Regions from separate parts of the Homo sapiens genome. Here region 2 is linked to region 1. A link is an interaction called in ENCODE POLR2A ChIA-PET data of the cell type or tissue named here. Cell type or tissue: Panc1. All regions are shown on one strand. Links, peaks and the distances in the headings refer to the core of each region. The heading gives the core; the rest is flanking DNA.

The links. Peaks named below come from ENCODE experiments on the same cell type or tissue, not always from the same donor. Only the 100,000 strongest peaks of a DNase experiment are listed, where the experiment ranks them.
Region 2: POLR2A ChIA-PET joins it to region 1 with 5 read pairs; 2 of 35 experiments call an interaction of 5 or more read pairs at or near these places.

What each region holds. Positions count from the first base shown.
Region 1 is chr11:65,458,080-65,472,963 of GRCh38, forward strand. It overlaps the pseudogene FAUP4. Among named protein-coding and RNA genes, the nearest start is that of ENEMAL, 12 kb to the right of the region's middle. RefSeq lists enhancers at 1,219-1,864, 13,215-13,760, 14,081-14,160, silencers at 1,718-1,777, 13,461-13,540 and a cis regulatory region at 13,870-14,429. In Panc1, for the core only: no CTCF peak of the experiment used is centred there; no DNase peak of the experiment used is centred there; H3K27ac peaks cover 1,164 bases.
Region 2 is chr11:67,125,938-67,130,937 of GRCh38, forward strand. The region is part of intron 2 of KDM2A (lysine demethylase 2A); the gene reads left to right. Among named protein-coding and RNA genes, the nearest start is that of KDM2A, 9.2 kb to the left of the region's middle. In Panc1, for the core only: no CTCF peak of the experiment used is centred there; no DNase peak of the experiment used is centred there.

The sequences.
Region 1 (14,884 bases), core at 4,215-9,214:
AAGATTTGGATTTGGGGCAACAAAGAGGACAGATGTTCACATACACAGGACTTTGCCTTTCCCTGGGTCAGCAAGGCACCTAATGGAGAACAAGTGTCCCTGGCCCAATAACAGGCATACAGGCTGTTACCATGTTAATTCACATTGGTTTTTTTGGGGGGGGGGGGTTTTTGTTTTTTTTTTTTTGAGACAGTCTTGCTCTGTCTCCAGGCTGGAATACAGTGGCGTGATCTCGACTTACTGCAACCTCCGACTCCCTGGTTCAAGCGATTCTCCTGCCTCAGCCTCCTGAGTAGCTGGGACTAGAGGCACGCACCACCATGCCCAGCTAATTTTTGTATTTTTAGTAGAGATGGGGTTCCACCATGCTGGCCAGGATGGTCTCGATCTCCTGACCTTGTGACCCGCCCACCTTGGGCTCCCAAAGTGCTTGGAATTACAGGCGTGAGCCACTGCGCCCGGCTATGTTGATCTTAACTAATCACCATTGTGCCTCAATTTTTAGTTAATGATAGCAGAAAAAAGATGGGCCAATTCAACAAATATTTGTGGAGAATGTACCATGGGCAAGGCTCCTCTCTGAGGGCAAGTCATTTCTGTCACTTGTTTATTCCGTGACCTTGACCTGGTCATCTTACCCTCTGAGTTTTGCCTTCATCCATAAAATGAGGCTAGTATCACATGTATTATCTATTGCTGCATAAAAGTTACCTCAAAGTGTAGTAGCTTAAACCAACAAATATTTATTATATCTCTGGTTTCTGTAAGTCAAGAACCTGGGAGTAGTTTAGCTGGGAGGTTTCAGCTCAGGGTCTTATTTTTGTTTTGTTTTGCTTTCTTTGAGACGGAGTCTCGCTCTTGTTTCTCAGGCTGGAGTGCAATGGTGCAAACTTGGCTCACTGCAACCTCTGCCTCCCAGGTTCAAGTGGTTCTCCCGCCTCAGCCTCCCGAGTAGCTGGGATTACAGGCGTGTGCCACCATGCCAGCTAATTTTTTGTATTTTTAGTAGAGACAGGGTTTCACAATATTGGCCAGGCTGGTCTCGAACTCCTGACCTCAGGTGATCCACCTGCCTCGGCCTCCCAAAGTGCTGGGATTACAGGCATGAGCCACCGTGTCTGGCCCAGGGTCTCTTAAGAGATTGCAATCATTTGAAAACTTTGAGTTAACTTGTACGCAGCAATAGATAACTTACACATGTGGTCGTAGCCTCATCACTGGGGTTAGAGGATCCACATGAGAAAGAGCTCATTCACACAGCTGTTGGCAAAAGGCCTCAGCTCCTGGCAACATGGAAGCTGCCTTTCCCTGGAACAAGTGATCAGAGAAAGAGAGAGAGCACACTGATCGGCACTGTATCTATATAACCTAGTCTTGGAAGCGATACATCAACACTTCTCTCATATTCTATTGGCCACTGTATTAGCCATGTCTTTGATTTTCTTTATTCTGATGCTTTGACATCTGGAGCCTTGCTGACCCCACTGGAGGGACCACCTCTTCCAAGAGTTCTTAGGGATAGAGAACAACTCACCTGAGAGTGTGCTTTTCAAATGCAAACCAACCAGTCCAGAGCGCGCACCCCCCCACCATCTCCTTTATCATGCTTTCCCACTTCAGGCTGCCGGTCACTACCCTAATCACCCCAGGGCGCGGTACCAGACTAAAGGGACAGCCCCTATGCCCCAGAGCCTGAAATTGACCAATCCTGAAACTAGCAGTCCTAAAACTGTTATCCTGTCCTGCCCACCCCTTCCCTCAGAAACCACAAGAAAGGCTCTTGCAGGTCAAAGCGCAGTAGCTCATGCCTGTAATCCCAGCATTTTGGGAGGCTGAGGTGGGCAGATCACGAGGTCAGGAGACTGAGACCATACTGGCCAACATGGTGAAACCTCGTCTCTACTAAAATACAAAAACTTAGCCGGGCGTTGTGGCTCACACCTGTAGTCCCAGCTAATCGGGAGGCTGAGGCAGGGGAATTGCTTGAACCCGGGAGGCGGAGGTTGCAGTGAGCCAAGATCGCGCCACTGCACTCCAGCCTGGGTGACAGTGCAAGACTGCATCTCAAAAAAAAAAAAAAAAAAAGAAAGAAAAAAAGAAAGGTTCTTGCACAGCTCCCGTCTTCCCCTCTTTCCCCTCTGACTCTTGACGAACACCCTCCTCCACCATGGTATGCATGCCCCTTCCTTTTGAGAAATGCAACAAGCTCTCCAGTGGTCATCTCCTGATCTGTTGGCCTTACTGGCCCTCAAATTTCCTATTCATGCATTACATATTTATTTATTTACTTTGAGACAGGGTCTCCCTCTGTCGCCCAGGCTGGAATGCAGTGGTGCCATCTAGGTTCACTGCAACCTCCACCTCCTGGGTTCAAGCATTTCTCCCACCTCAGCCTCCTGGGTAGCTGGGATTACAGGCGCACACCACCACACCCAGACCATTTCTGTGTTTTTAGTAGAAATGGGGTTTCGCCATGTTGGTGTTGGCCGGGCTGGTCTTGAACTCCTGACCTCAAGCGATCTTCCCACCTCAGCCTCCCAAAGTGCTGGGATTACAGGTGTGAGCCACCCACCATGCCTGGCCTATTCATGCATTACATTTTAGAACCATCACACAGAATCACACATCAACTCGGATACAGCGTGGAAGGGGACTACACAAGGATGTCAATATCAGGAGGTGGAGAATCACTGGAGCTAGAAGCTGCCCACCACACCACCTATTTCCCGTGGGAAAAATAAAATAAGATAAATATATGTAAAAGACCCTCCTAGTACAGTAATCCAAACATGCAGTTAAAAGAAGTCTGAGGCCAGGCGCGGTGGCTCACGCCTGTAATCCCACCACTTTGGGAGGCCAAGGCGGGCAGATCACCTGAGGTCAGGAGTTCAAGACCAGCCTGGTCAACATGGTGCAACCCTGTCTATACTAAAAATACAAAAATTATCTGGGCGTGATGGCAGCTGCCTGTAATCCCAGCACTTTGAGAGGCAGAGGCTGGTGGATCACTTAAGGTCAAGAGTTCGAGACCAGCCTGGCCAGCATCAAAATCCTGTCTGTACAAAAATTACCAAATAGCTACTAGGGAGGCTAAGGCATGAGAATTGCTTGAACCTAGGAGGCAGAGTTTGCAGTGAGCCAAGATTGCGCCACTGCACTCCAGCCTGGGCGACAGAGTGAGACTCTGCCAAAAAAAAAAAAAAGTAATTTAGCAATGTTGCAAGTTGTAAGATCAATACAAAAATCAATATTATTTCTATATACTGTCAATGAAACACTGGAAATTGAAAATCTTAAAACATAATACAGCCAAATGTGGTGGCTCATGGCTATAATCCTGTACTTTGGGAGGCTGCTGTTGGAGGATTGTTTGAGGCTGGGAGTTCAAGCTCAGCCTGGGAAACATAGTGAGACCCTTGTCTCTACCAAAAAGAAAAAGAAAAAGAAAAAAATTATAATTCTGTCTCTCAACAAAATCATAATTTTTTTTTTAATTTGGCCAGGTTTGGTGGCGGGCATCTGTAGTCCCAGCTCCTGAGCTGAGGCTGAGGTAGGAGGATCGCTTGAGCCCAGGAGTTTGAGGCTGCAGTGAGCTATGATAATGCCACTGCACTCTTGCCTGGGGGACAAGACTGAGACCTTCTCTCTCTCTCAAAAAAACACACACAAAAAAACATATATATATATATATAGCCACTTACAATATCATTTAAAAATGAAATACTTAGGAATGAATTTGAAAAGCAGTTGACCTGTTCTCTGAAAATTACAAAGCATTACTGAGAGATTACCAGATAGAGATTTACCATCTCAATATTGAGCTGAGATATACCAAACTCAATATTGTTAATATGATGATTCTTCCAAAATAAACTATTCAATGCAATACCAGTCAAAATCCCAGTAGGCTTTTTAATACAAGTTAACAAGCTCATTCCAAAATTCTTGTGGTAATGCAAAGGACCTAGAATAGTCAAGACAATGTTGAAAATAATAAAACTGGAAAAGTTAAACTACGTGACTTATATAACCAAGACTTAATATAAAATTACAGAAATTAGCCAGGCGTGGTGGCTCACGCCTGTAATCCCAGCACTTTAGGAGGCCGAGGTGGGCGGATCACCTGAGGTCAGGAGTTCAAGACCAGCCTGGCCAACATGGTGAAACCCCGTCTCTACTAAAAATACAAAAATTAGCCGGGCATGGTGGTTGGCGCCTGTAATCCCAGCTACTCGGGAGACTGAAGCAGGAGAATCACTTGAACCCAGGAGGCGGAGGTTGCAGTGAGCCGAGATCACGCCGTTGCACTCCACCCTGGGGGACAAGAATGAGACTTCGTCTCAAAAAAAAAAAAAAAAATTATCTGGGCATGGTGGTGGGCACCTGTAATCTCAGCTACTTGGGAGGCTGAGGCAGGAGAATCGCTTGAATCCAGGAGGCAGAAATTGCACTGAGCCGAGATCATGCCATTGCACTCCAGCCTGGGCAACAAGAGTGAAACTCTGTCTGGAAAAAAAAAAAATTACAGAAATTTGGGTGGGCATGGTGGCTCACGCCTGTAATCACGGCATTTTGAGAGGCCGAGGTGGGCAGATCACCTGAGGTCAGGAGTTAGAAACAGACCAGCTTGGCCAACATGGCGAAAGACCATCTGTACTAAAAATGCAAAAATTAGGCCAGGCACAGTGGCTCAGGCCTGTAATCCCAGCATTTTGGGAGGCCAAGGCAGGCGGATCATGAGGTCAAGAGATCGAGACCATACTGGCCAACATGATGAAACCCTGTCTCTACTAAAAATACAAAAAATTAGCTGGGCGTGGTGGCGCACACCTGTAGTCCCAGCTACTCGGGAGGCTGGGGCAGGAAAATCACTTGAACCTGGGAGGTGAAGGCTGCAGTGAGCTGAGATCATGCCACTGCACTCCAGCCTGGCAACAGAGTGAGACTCTTGTCTCAAAAAAAATAATAAAAATTAAAAAAAAATAAAAATGCAAAAATTAGTTGGGCATGGTGGCAAGCACCTGTAATCCCAGCTACTCAGGAGGCTGAGGTGGGAGAGTCGCTGGAACCCAGGAGGCAGAGGCTGCAGTGAGCCAAGATCACACCACTGCACTCCAGCCTAGGTGACAGAGTGAGACTCAGTCTCAAAAAAAATAAAATTACAGAAATTGGCTGGGCACGGTGGCTCATGCCTGTAATCCCAGCACTTTGGGAGGTCGAAGTGGGAAGATCACTTGAGGCCAGGAGTTTGAGACCAGTCTGGGCAACATAGCGACACCCGGTCTCTAAAATAAGTAAATAAATAAAATTACAGCAATCAAGATAGTGTGGTATTGGCACAAATTAGACAAAGGCCGAGGCAGGCGGATCACTCAAGACCAGCCTGGCCAACATGGTGAAACCCCGTCTCTACTAAAAATCCAAAAAAAAAATTAGCCAGGTGTGGTGGTGGGCACCCTGTAGTCCCAACTACTCGGGAGGCTGAGGCACGAGAATAACTTAAATTCAGGAGGCAGAGGTTGCAATGTGCCGAGATCACGCCACTGCACTCCAGCCTGGGTGACAGAGTAAGACTGAAAAAAAAAAAAAAAAAAAAGAAAAAAAAAACCCAAAAGAGAAATAAGCCATGTGGTGGCTCACGCCTGTAATCACAGCACTTTGGGAGGCTAAGGCGGGAGGATTGTTTCAGTCCAGGAATTTGAGACCTGCCTGGTCAACTAGTGAGACTCCATCTCTACAAAAAATAAAAGTTAGCTGGGTGTGGTGGCATGCACCTGTAGTCCCAGCTACCTGGGAACTTGGGAGGCTGAGGCGGGAGTATCACTTGAGCCCAAGAGTTTGAGGCTGCAGTGAGCCAAGATCACACCATTGCACTCCAGCCTGCATGACAAGGTAAGACCCTGTTTTGTTTTGTTTTGTTTTAAAAAAGATAGACAAACAGATTAACAGAACAAAACAGAAAGTCTACAAATATATCCATACATATATGATTAATTAATATTTGACAAAAGTCAAAGGCAATTTAGTGGACAAAGGACAGTGTTTTCTTTTTTTGAGATGGAGTTTCGCTCTTGTTGCCCAGGCTGGAGTGCAATGGCGCGATCTCAGCTCACAGCAAGCTCCACCTCCCGGATTCAAGTGATTCTCCTGCCTCAGCCTCCCTAGTAGTTGGGATTACAGCTGCCCGCCACCACACCCAGCTAATTTTTTCTATTTTTAGTAGAGACAGGGTCTCTCCATGTTGTTCAGGCTGGTCTCAAACTCCCAACCTCAGGTGATCTGCCCGCCTCGGGCAACAGAGCGAGACTCTGTCTCAAAAAAAAAAAGTTTAGGCATGGTGGTGGCACACGTGTAGTCCCAGCTACTTGGAAGGCTGAGATGGGAGGATCACTTGAGCCTGGGAGGTGGAGGCTGCAGCAAGCTATGATTGTGACACTGCACTGCAGCCTGGACGACAGAGTGAGACCCTGTATCAAAAAAAGGAAAAGAGAAAGAACTTCTGTTCTTCAAAAAAAACATTTTTAAGAGAATGAAGACGGCCAGGCGTGGTGGCTCACGCCTGTAATCCAGCACTCTGGGAGGCCAAGGTGGGTGGATCATGAGGTCAGGAGTTCAAGACCAGCCTGGCCAAGATGGTGAAACCCCGTTTCTCCTAAAAATACAAAAATTAGCCAGGCGCTGTGGCAGGCACCTGTAATCCCAGCTACTCACGAGGCTGAAACAGGAGAATCGCTTGAACCCAGGCAGCAGAGGTTGCGGTGAGCCGAGATCATGCCACTGCACTCCAGCCTGGGTGATAGAGTGAGACTCTGTCTCAAAAAAAAAAAAAAAGAATGAAGACAAGCCACAGACTGAAGAAAATATTTGCAAATCAAATATCTGATCAAGAACTTGTGTCTATAATATATAAAGAACTCTCAAAGCTCTTTGTGAACTCACCATGGCTATATCTTGAGAATTTGTCACTTTGGACTGGGCACGGTGGCTCACGCCTATAATCCCAGCACTTTGGGAGGCTGAGGAGGGCAGATCACGAGGTCAGGAGTTCAAGACCAGCCTGACCAACATGGTGAAACCCCATCTCTACTAAAAAATATTTAAAAATTAGCCAGGTGTCATGGCGTGCGCCTGTAATCCCAGCTATTCAGGAGGCTGAGGCAGAAGAATCGCTTGAACCCAGGAGGCGGACGTTGCAGTGAGCCAAGATCGTGCCACTGCACTCCAGCCTGGGCGACAGATCGAGATTCCCTCTCAAAAAAAAAAAAAGAATTTATCACTTTGAGTGGAGCTACTAGCTTCTGGCAGTAGCTAGAATCAGAGCTCAGGAACTATGCCCTTCCTGAAGTTATGGAATCACTGATCCTAAAAGGTTTTTTTTCTCTCTCTTTTTTTTTTTTTTTGAGACGGAGTTTTGCTCTTGTTGCCCAGGCTGGAGTGCAATGGCGCGATCTCGGATCACCGCCACCTCCGCCTCCCGGGTTCAAGCGATTCTCCTGCCTCAGCCTCCCGAGTTGTCGGGATTACAGGCATGCGCCACCACGCCCGGCTAACTTTGTATTTTTAGTAGAGACAGGGTCTCTCCATGTTGTTCAGGCTGGTCTCAAACTCCCGACCTCAGATGATCTGCCCGCCTCGGCCTCCCAGAGCACTGGGATTACAGGCATGGGCCACCACGCCCGGTGATCCTAAAAGTTTAAATAGGACTTGTCCTTCAGGGTCACAAGTGCTGTGCTCTGATCTCTGCCAGCAGAGGTGATGGGCTTAGCTTATATCCCAGCTGTTCCTTCAAACCCTGGAGGATGTGTTGCCATCCCCATCAAAGACTCCTTTCTGTTCCAAGTGCTTTTTCATTTAGCTGGAGCGGTGGTAGCCAGGCCAGCAGTGGACTCTATACCAATACCTTCACTCCGGCCAAAGCCCGAGTCTAGGAGGAAATCTGGAGAAGGAACTGCTTCCAACCCTGACGCTCTGGGCCCTGTGAAATGACCTTGACCATCTCTCATAGGTAATAACTGCCTCTCACTGCAAGTCAACCCTGTACAACCAGCCAGATATTTGTGGACAACACTTCACAGCTCAAAACAAGGTGAACCTAACTCCTCAGCAAACCACAGATGCTCCTGAAAGTCTCCAAGGCCAGAAGAAAACCCCTAAACATATACCACACTGTGGCAACTGTAGCCTAGAAGGTAACGAATGAAGAACACAGCAAATATCTGAGAGTTGCTGCCTGAAGACACAGGACAATGACCTCAGAAGGATGGGGATGGGCTGGAAAACCTCTGGTCTCTACCCTCCTTACAGCTGTGATTTGCTTCTCCCTAGGAAGGTCCTGCTTCCATGCTTCTCCCCATACCCCACTCACTTGAGTGTCTCACACGGGATGGTAACTAGATGTAACACTTGCCAAGGGGTCATTATCACCTACTAAATACAAATAGATGTCTAGCTTGTCTGTCCACAGAGAGGTGAATGATGAGAGAATTCAATCTCCTGGAATCAAAAGAACTTTTTGGTGTGTATTCTACAAATTAAAAACTCAATGACCAGCCGGGCATGGTGACTCACGCCTGTAATCCTAGCACTTTGGGAGGCTGAGGCAGGCAGATTGCCTGAGCTCAAGAGTTCGAAGGCCGGGTGCGGTGGCTCACGCCTGTAATCCCAGCACTGTGGGAGGCCTAGACGGGTGGATCACCTGAGATCAGGAGTTTGAGACCAGCCTGATCAACACGGAGAAACCCTGTCTCTAGTAAAAATACAAAAATTAGCCAGGCGTGGTGATGCATGCCTGTAATCCCAGCTACTCTGGAGGCTGAGGCAGGAGAATCGCTTGAACCTGGGAGGTGGAGGTTGCTGTGAGCCGAGATCGTGCCACTGCACTCCAGCCTGGGCAACAAGAGCGAGACTCCATCTCAAAAAAAAAAAAAAAAGTTCGAGACCACCCTGGGCAATATGGTGAAACCCCGTATCCACTAAAATACAAAAAATTAGCCAGGTGTGGTGGCGCATGCCTGTAATCCCAGCTACTCGGGAGGCTGAAGCAGGAGAATTGCTTGAACCCAGGAGGCGGAGGTTGCAGTGAGCTGAGATCGTGCCACTGCACTGCAGCCTGGGCAACAGAGTGAGACTCTGTCTCAAAAAAAAAAAAAAAAAAAAAACCTGGATGACTAAATGAGATATCACTGCACACCTATTTGAACAAATAAAATTAAAACAATGACAATACCAAATACTGGCAAGCAGGCAAAGAAACTAAATCTCTCATACTTTGTTGGTGGAAACATAAAATAGTTCCGCCACTCTGGAAAACAGTTCAGCAGTTTCTTAAAAACCTAGACATATAATAATAATTATTATTATTATTTTGAGACGGAGTCTCGCTTTGTTGCCTAGGCTTGAGTGCAATGGCGCCACCTTGGCTCACTGCAGCCTCTGACTCCTGGGTTCAAACAATTCTCCTGCCTCAGCCTCCTGAGTAGCTGGGATTACAGGTAATTACAGATAATTTTTTTGGTATTTTTAGTAGAGACAGGGTTCCACCATGTTGTCCAGGCTGGTCTCAAACTCCTGACCTCAGGTGATCCACCCTCCTCGCCCTCCCAAAGTGCTGGAATTACAGGCGTGAGCCATCATGCCCGGCCAACATATAATTATTATACAACCCAGCCACTGCACTCTTGGGCATTTATTCTAGAGAAACAAAAACTTATCCCCACTCAAAAGCATGTACGTGAATGTTCTTAGCAGTTTATTTTATAATGGTCAATATCTGGAAACAATCCAAATGTCCTTCCATGAGTTAATGGTTAAAATAACTGTGGTGCACCCATACCATGGAATACTGTTCAGCAATAAAATGGAATGAAATGACCTGAATGGATCTCAGGAGAATTATGCTGCATGAAAAACACCCATCTCAGGCCGGGTGTGGTGCTTGCAGTGAGCTGAGATAACGCCACTGCACTCCAGCCTGGGCAACAGAGAGAGACTCCATCTCAAAAAAAAAAAAAGAAAGAAAGAAAGAAAAACACTCATCTCAAAAGGTGACCTGCTCTGTGATTCCATTTGTATACCTCATGAAATGATAAAAGTGTAGAAATAGAGAACAGATGAGTAGTTGTCAGGGGTTAAGGAGGAGATAGTATGATAGGATTATGGTGGTGATTACACAGATCTACGTGAGATAATTACATAATATTACACCCAGCCGACTACATTTTTTAAAAATCTTTTTTAGAGGCCGGGCACAGTGGCTCACACTTGTAATCCCAGCACTCTGGAAGGCCAAGGCAGGCGGATCACCTGAGGTCAGAAGTTCATGACCAGCCTGGCCATGGTGAACAAGTACACATGCACTTGTAAAATTTAAATCTAAATAAGATTCCTCGGCCAGACACGGTGGCTCACGCCTGTAATCCCAGCACTTTGGGAGGCCGAGGAGGGCAGATCCCTTGAGGTCAGGAGTTCAAGACCAGCCTGGCCAACATGGTGAAACCCTGTCTCCACTAAAAATACAAAAATTAGCCGGACATGGTGGCAGGCACCTGTAATCTCAGCTACTTGGGAGGCTGAGGCAGGAGAATCGCTTGAACCCGAGAGGCAGAGGTTGCAGTGAGCCGAAATTGTGCCATTGCACTCCAGCCTGGGCAACAGAGCGAGACTCCGTTGTAAAAAAAAAAAAAAAAAAAAAAAATCTAAAGATTTCTGGGATGTACCAATACAAATTTCCTGGTTTTGAAAATATACTATAGTTATGTAAGATGTTCCCATTGGAGGAAACTGGGTAAAGGTTACCAGCCTCTCTATTATTTTTGGAACTTCCAGTGAATATGATAATTTCATTCCACGTTCACATTGAATGACAGCTCAAGCTCAGCTGACCTGAACCGGTTTCTCCTGCAGTGCCTGTCCACCTGCAGGCAGGGCCTCCTGATCACACCCACCTGTGGTCCACAGCGCCCTCTGCAGCTCTCCCACCACTGGAAGCCTCCTGGTCCCTAGAGGGAGGCCAGCTTGAGGAAGCCCTGATTTCATAGACTCATCTTGCAGCCTCATCTCCTCCCCATGCCTTTATGAGCTGACAGTTTGAGGGGTTTTTTGTTTGGTTGGTTTTTGGTTTGGTTTTGTCTTGTTTTGTTTTGTTTTGAGATGGGGTCTCACCCAGGCTGCAGTGCAGTGGTGCTATCACAGCTCACTGTAGCCTTTACCTCCCAGGCTCAAGCAATCCCTCCTGCCTCAGCCTCCTGAGTAGCTGGGACTACAGACATGTGCCAGGATGTCTGACTAAAAAAAAAATTTTTTTTTTCCAGACAGAGTTTCACTCTTGTTGCCCAGGCTGGAGCACAATGGCGTGATCTTGGCTCACTGCAACCTCTGCCTCCTGGGTTCAAGCGATTCTCCTGCCTCAGCCTCCGGAGACGCTGGAATTACAGGCACCTGCCACCATGCCCAGCTAATTTTTGTTATTTTTAGTAGAGATGGGGTTTTGCCATGTTGGCCAGGCTGGTCTTGAACTCCTGACCTCAGGTAATCCAACCTCCTCGGCCTCCCAAAGTGCTAGGATTACAGGCATGAGCCACCGCACCCGGCTGACTAAATTTTTTAAAAATATTTTTTAGAGGCCGGGCGTGGTGGCTCACGCCTGTAATCCCAGCACTTTCGGAGGCCGAGGTGGGTGGATCATGAGATCAGGAGATCGAGACCATTCTGGCCAACATGGTGAAACCCCATCTCTACTAAAAATATAAAAATTAGCTGGACGTGGTGGCACGTGCCTGTAATCCCAGCTACTTGGGAGGCTGAGGCAGAAGAATTGCTTGAACCAGAGAGTCTGAGGTTGCAGTGAGCCGAGATCACACCACTGCACTCCAGCCTGGCGACAGAGTGAGACTCTGTCTCAAAAAAATATATATATATTTTTTAGAGGCCGGGCGCAGTGGCTCACACCTGTAATCCCAGCACTCTGGAAGGCCGAGGTGGGCAAATCACCTGAGGTCAGAAGTTCATGACCAGCCTGGCCATGGTGAAACCCTGTCTCTACTAAAAACACAAAAAATTAGCCAGGTGTGGTGGTGCAGTGGTGCGCGCCTGTAATCCCAGCTACTCGGGAGGCTGAGGCAGGAGAATCGCTTGAACCCGGGAGGCGGAGGTTGCAGCGAGCCGAGATTGCACCATTGCGCTCCAGCCTGAGCAACAAGAGTGAAACTCCGTCTCAAAAATATGTGTATATATATATATATATATATTTCTTAGAGATGGGGTCTCCCTATGTTGCCTAGGCTGGTCTCTTAACTCCTGGACTCAAACGATCGATCCTCCCACCTCTGCTTCCCAAAGTGCTGAGATTAAAGGTGTGAGCCACTGTGCCTGGCAAATAAGCTGACATTTTGCTTGACACCTCCTGAGCCAAGGACACAGACACCCGAGAGATGTCCACAGGCTGCAGAGGTCCAGCTCCTGTGACCAGGCAGCAGCCTCAGTGGAAGAGCACATGTTCCTGGGCCCTACCACAGGCTGATGTGGAGAGTCCCTCTGATTGAAAATGCCCAACTCAGGCCACTCCTGCCCGGGGGTGACTGTCTCGCAATAAGATACAGGGCCAGAAGGATCCAGGAACACAGGAAGAGTTCGGCAGGGCTCAACAGGAGAACAGAAAAGAACTAAAAGCAGAGACACCATGCAAACATGAGGCACACACGCAACAGGAGACAGAGCAAACTGCAGGAAAAAAGAAGGGCCCTGTTAGCCACACACCGGCCTGTGGGCTACAAGCCCTCCAGTTACAGAGCATGGGAAATAAGGCCAGGTCATGCCTGTCCTCACCTTTGAGTTAGGGCCGAGCTGGGCAGAGAATCTGATTGCCCTTCCCTCCCTCTTCAGTTCCTGCAGATCACTTGGTTCTTTTGTGTTTTTTGCTTTTTGTTTTTTTTTTTTTTAAGACGGAGTCTCACTCTGTTGCCCAGGCTGGACTGCACTGGCTCGATCTCAGCTCACTGCAATCTCTGCCTCCTGAGTTCAAGCGATTCTCCTGCCTCAGCCTCCCGAGAAGTTGGGATTACAAGTGTGTGCCACCATACTTGGCTAATTTTTGTATTTTTAGTAGAGACAGGGTTTCACCATGTTGGCCAGGCTGGTCTCAAATTCCTGACCCCAAGTGATCCACCCACCTCAGCCTCCCAAAGTGCTGGATTACAGGCATGAGCCACCGTACCTGGCTGGCTTTGGGTTCTTGAAGGGAAAAGAAAAAGCCCCATGGCAGACCGGACCTGACTGACGGGCAGGAAATCTTAATTCCAGACCTGCTTTCACCTCCTCACTGCCGGACCTGGAGCCAGGGCTGGCTGTCTCAGGGCCTCTGCCTACCATTGCCAGGAACTCTCTGTTGCCAGTCTGTATTTGGAGAGGCTGAAGGGATGAAGGTCCTACCTCACTCTGGAGCCCTCCCCACAGGGCCCCAGCTTGCACCTCGTGCACCAGCTCCTTAGGGGGCAGTGTGCACCCCTGGAAGGACTCCCAAGGTCTGGGACTTGCGACTCAGGACAGACCATTCCCTGCAGATCATTCATCTGCCAATTTAAGAAATGGGAGAGAGACGGAGGCCCGTCTGCCTCCCCTGCCAGCTCCTGCTGATTGCTGGTGGCTGCCTCCTGAGTTCTGGGGTCCCTCTCTTGACAGTGGTAAGAGTGCCAGGAACGGAGCGCGTTTGCTGCACACCATTTGCCATTGGTGCATCGAGCACACTCCCAGCTCCAGGATTATGGGAAGACCTTTTTGGGGTACAGACTTCCCCTCCCTGCAACAAAGAGGAGCTCTTCCATGGCCCCCACCCTGAGGGGCACAGGAGGTCCACGGCCTGGAAACTTCCTATTTCCTGGGGCTGGCCCAGGGCTTCTAGTCTGGCCTTCCATAAGGCATGGGCCAGGATGCTGGCCCTGGGGGCCTCTCAGCTCAGCCCCACGTGCCCCTCTGTGGACTCTCAGTCTCACGTTTGTCAGGGTTCTGCCATTTAGAAATGATCAGCCCACCTCTAGACCAAGTGCCTGCCTGGAATGTCCTGTCCAACTTATCCACCAGCTCATCCTTCCGGGCCTAATTAAGGCCCCACTCCATCTCTGAAGCCACCCCATGCTCATGACTCTCCCTGACGCAGGTTCCCGACACACCGGGTGACTCAGCTGCAGTGTTTTTCACAGTCCGTGATGCGTCACAGCTATTTATAGGTGTGCTTAACTCCCTGTGAGGAAGCACTTCAACCCCCAAACGCAAGTTCCAGAAATATGCTCATAAAGATAAAGATAGAGAAAAGCTCTGGAAAAATACACAGTGCTGTTGCTTCAGGCAGAGTCCGTGTGTGTGTGTGTGTGTGTGTGTGTGTGTGTGTGTGTGTGCTTTCACTTTTTGCCTCATACATCTCATTGTTTATAAAATTTATCAATATTACAAAGTTGTAAACAAGGTTATTTAAAAACAACAAATTGGCTGGGCACGGTGGCTCACGCCTGTAATCCCAGCACTTTGGGAGGCCGAGGCAGGCGGATCACCTGAGGTCAGGAGTTTGAGACCAACCTGGCCAACATAGTGAAACTCCATCTCTACTAAAAATACAAAAAATTAGCCGGGCATGGTAGCAGGCGCCTGTAATCCCAGCTACTCGGGAGGCTGAAGCAGGAGAATCGCCTGAATCTGGGAGGCGGAGGTTGGAGTGAGTTGAGATCATGCCATTGCACTCCAGCTTAGGCAACAAGAGCGAAACTCTGTCTCAAAAAAAAAAAAAATTATAAATTTCTACACAAAGTCTTGCACATTCCTTTAATTTATTCATAGGTATTTTATAGTTTGTGTTGCCATGTTAGCAGTTACAAAGTGGCTGGGCACAGTGGCTCAC
Region 2 (5,000 bases), core at 1-5,000, 1.7 Mb after region 1:
ACCTCAAAAAAAAAAAAAAAAAAAAAGGCCAGGCACAGTGTCTCACGCCTGTAATCCCAGCACTTCGGGAGGCTGAGGCGGGTGGATCACCTGAGGTCGGGAGATCGAGACCAGCCTGACACAACATGGAGAAACCCCGTCTTTACTGAAAATACAAAATTAGCCGAACGTGGTGACGCATGCCTGTAATCCCAGCTACTCAGGAGGCTGAGGCAGGAGAATCGCTTGAACCCGCGAGACAGAGGTTGTGCTGAGCTGAGATCATGCCGTTGCACTCCAGCCTGGGGAACAAGAGCAAAACTCCGTCTCAAAAAAAAAAAAAAAATGGAATAACTAGTTTAAAAAAATTGTCTTTTGCCAGTTATGGTGACTCACACCTATATTCCCAGCACTTCGGGAGGCCAGGGAGGGAGGATCACTTGAGCCCAGGAGTTTGAGACCAGTCTGGGCAACATAGACCCCCGTTTCTCACACACAGATTGTTTTTTGGCCGGGTGCGGTTGCTTATGCCTGTGATCCCAGCACTTTGGGAGGCTGAGGCGGGTGGATCACCTGAGGTCAGCAGTTTGAGACCAGCCTGACCAACAAGGTGGAACCCTGTCTCTACTAAAAATACAAAAATTAGCCGGATGTGGTGGCAGGCGCCTGTAGTCCCAGCTACTCAGGAGGCTCAGACAGGAGAATTGCTTGAACTCGGGAGGTGGAGGTTGCAGTGAGCTGAGATCACACCACTGCACTCCAGCCTGGGCGACAGAGCGAGACTCCATTTCAAAAAAAAAAAAAAAAAAAGTATTTTTTGCCAAGCTTCATTATTTACCTATTACGTGTGGAAAAGAAATGCACCTTTGAAGATGGTGTGTATGTGTAGATTTGGAATATAAGCTACACTTTCTGGAACTTGGAACCAGAATATTCTGCAGTGTTGGAGTGGAACAGCTAGGAAATGACAAGGGTGGATAAACAATGTTTGGCTTCTCTTAAGTAAGACTTAATTTTTTTTAGGTAATGAAAATATTAGTACTTTTGTATATTGATTGCCAGAACAAAGCCAGAACTCTGATGCAAGTTTGTATACCTGAGAAGGTACTCAAGTGGGAGGGATAGAAGCTTCCTTTTGATGCTGGGGTGGGTTGTTCTGAGGTAACAATGATTTATTTCTGTATTTCTTTTTCTTTTTGGAGACAGGGTCTCACTCCGTTGCCCAGGCTAGAGTGCAGTGGTGTGATCATTCCTCTTTGTAGCCTCAACCGCCTGGCTCAAGTGGTCCTCCCATCTCAGCATGTAGCTGGGACTACAGGCATGCATGTGCCACCATGCCTGGCTAATTTTTAATTTTTTCTGTAAAGGCAGGCTATCCCTGTTCGGGCTGCTCAGGCTGGTCTGGTTTTTTTTGCTCAGTCTGGTCTTGAACTCCCAGACTCAAGCGATCCACCTTGGCTTCCCAAAGTGCTGGGAGTACAGGTGTGAGCCACTATGCCTGGTGTGCTTGTCAATCTTGATGAAATTGAGAGTTTTTAGCACTTTCACCTAGCAAAAAAAAATAAAAAATAAGAAATTGAGAGCTTTTCTAAAAGATGTTATTATCGCATGTTCAATCCTGTTAACCTGTCTTACATATAATTATGAAATAGCTAAATCATTTATCTGTTACAAGGAACTGCGGCCACTGAAACTCTGGCAATAGTCCCACCTTTCCTTGGTTTACCTTTGAAAGTGCCTCCCCAAATTCAGCAGCGATTACCAGATTATCTTTTTTAAATTAATTAATTTATTTATTTATTTATTTTGAGATGGAGTTTTGCTCTTGTTGCCGAGGCTGGAGTGCTATGACGCAATCTGGGCTCACCGCAACCTCCCTCTCCTGGGTTCAAGCGATTCTCCTGCTTCAGCCTCTGAGTAGCTGGGATTACAGGCATGCACCACCATGCCCGGCTAATTTTGTATTTTTGGTAGAGACGGGGTTTCACCATGTTAGCCAGGCTGGTTTCAAACTCCCGACCTCAGGCAGGCGATCTGCCTGCCTCGGCTTCCCAAAGTGCTGGGATTACAGTTGTGAGCCAGCACACCCGGCCTTTTTTTTTTTTTTTTTTTTTTTTAGGCGGGGTCTTGCTCTGTTGCCCAGGCCGGAGTGCAATGGCACTACCACTGCAGCATCAGCCTCCCCAAGTGATCCTCTTACCTCAGCCTCCTGAGTGGCTGGTACCACAGATACATGCCACCACACCTGGCTTATTTTTAAATTCTTTCTAGAGACAGGTTTTCACTGTGTTGTCCAGGCTGGTCTCGAACTCCTGGGCTTAAGTGATCCTCTCTCCTGCCTGGAGGCCTCTCCAGCCTCCCCAGCTCCTGGGATTATAAGTGTGAGCCACTGCGCCTGGACCCGTTCCCACTCTGAGGTCTTTCTGACTGAGAATGGACTAGATAAAATAGAATATTTATTTTAAGCCTTTTTTTTTTCTAGTATGAAAGTATAATGTTAGCTAGAAAAAATTATATGTGGTCTACATTGTTGAATTAGTTTATTTCTAATTATTTTATGAGATTTAGTCTTTAGTCTGTGTTGGTAGAGAGTGCACTGGTCTCATTGTTGCGGCCTCCCTCCTAATAATGTAGGAAAAACTTGACCATTTTTGGGTGATTCAAAAATGCAGATAATGACAACTAATTTTTTATTCTTATACATCAGTCTTCCACAGTAAGCTATATTTTGGGCCCCTAGAATGAGGATTAAATTTAAGCCCTATTATTTTCTGTTGTTTTATTTTGCTGAGCATTAATCACTACTGTACTTTGTGTATAGCTTTCCACTAGAGTATAAGCTTCTTGAGAGTTGGGGCTTTGTTTTTGTTTATGCTGTGTGCTAGATGCTTCAAATAGGGCCTAACACATAGCAAGTGCTGAATAAGTATTTGTTGATATTGTTGAAAGCCTGGATATATGCTCTTCTTTGCTACCAATTTTCTTGAATGCTAGGATTAAGCCACTAGAGTGGAGGAGGGTCTGGATGCAGTGGCTCTCACCTGTGGTCCCAGCTACCCAGGAGGTTGAGGCAGAAGTATCATTTGAGCCCAGGGGCTTAAGGCTGTGATGAGCTATGACTGTGCCAGTGCACTCCAGCTTGGGCTACAGAGCAAGACCCTGTCTCTAAAAAAATGAATAAATTAGAATGGAGGACACTTTGGCAGGTAGGGATGAGGAGGATATCTGGATATTGGGTCTTGCAGTGTAGATAAGAAACAGAGACCTAAACTATAACAAATAAAAACGTATGTGTAGCACACATGTCAGACTACCACATTGATGATGTTTGGTATTTGGACCATTTAGAACAAATAATAAAGTGTCTAGTTGATTTTAAAAGTTTAGTCTGTCTAGGTACAGTGACTTAGGCCTGTAATCCCAGCACTTTGGGAGACCAAGGCCAGTGGAATGCTTGACGTCAGGAGTTGAAGACCAGCCTGACCAACATGGTGAAACCCCGTCTCTACTAAAAATACAAAAATTAGCCGGGCATAGGCCGGGCGCGGTGGCTCACACCTGTAATCCCAGCACTTTGGAAGGCCGAGGCGGGCGGATCACAAGGTCAGGAGATCGAGACCATCCTGGCTAACACGGTGAAACCCCGTCTCTACTAAAAATACAAAAAATTAGCCGGGCGTGATGGTGGGCGCCTGTAGTCCCAGCTACTTAGGAGGCTGAGGCAGGAGAATGGTGTGAACCCGGGAGGCGGAGCTTGCAGTGAGCCCAGATCACGCCACTGCACTCCAGTCTGGGTGACAGAGCGAGACTCCATCTCAAAAAAAAAAAAAAAAAGAAAAAGAAAAATAGCCGGGCATAGTGGCACATGCCTGTAATCCCAGCTACCCAGGAGGCTGAGACAGGAGAATCGCTTCAACTCGGGAGGCAGAGGTTGCTGTACGCCGAGATCGTGCCACTGCACTCCAGCCTGGGCGACAGAGACTCTGTCTCAAAAAAAAAAATTAAAAAAATTAAAGTTTAGTCTGAATTTTAAGCTCTCCTATTCTTTTTTTTTTTTTCTTTTGTGAGACAGTTTCACTGTGGTCACTCAGGCTGGAGTGCAATGGTGCGATCTCTGCTCACTGCAACCTCCGCCTCCCGGGTTCAAGTGATTCTTCAGCCTCAGCCTCCCTAGTAGCTGGGATTACAGGCGTCCGCCACCCCACCTGGCTAATTTTTTTTTTTTTCTTGCACCAAAGCTTTCTAAAGTTAGTGATTTATTTCTGACAAGTTTGCAAAACCCAAGAGAGAGCAGTTTTCTGGGTTGAACTCATACTTCGTGTTTACTCGAGTCTGAGTCACGGCACCTGACTTCCTCACAGGTGCACCTGACTGCTCTTTACCACCTGGCTAATTTTTATATTGTTTTAGTAGAGACAGGGTTTCACCATGTTGGTCAGGCTGGTCTCAAACTCCTCACCTCCAGTGATCCGCCCACTTCGGCCTCCCAAAGTGTTGGGATTACAGGCGTGAGCCACCATGCCCGGCCTTAAGCTCTCCTGTTCTAATCCTGTCCTAAACTGTGCCTAGGTTTTGCTGACCTTTAGACAGCCTTAAAGCTGTGAAGTTGCAAGTGATGATGTTTGTGTTATTCTCGGGTCTTGGTTTTGGTTATTAAGTCAAGGAATTGATACATTATGTATATCATGTAGATAGACATACATTCTTTGTATCTTTCTATTTTGGGGGGGTAACGGACACTCTTAATTAGGTTTCATTAATTTTCTCTGTTTATCTCACTTTTGGAATAATACTTTATTTTTGCATTGCACTTTCACATCAAAAAGGGTTAAAATTCAGTAAACATTTATTATATGCCAGATAGTAGGCTAGGTTCTTTCATATATATTACCTTATTTAATTCTCAAAACAACCCTGGAAGGTAGATGGTATCGTTTTAAACCTTGATTTTTTTTTTTTTTTTAATTATGGAGAGAGAGGCCCAGGGAGGGGCCATGACTTGCCCAAGATCACAGAGTCGG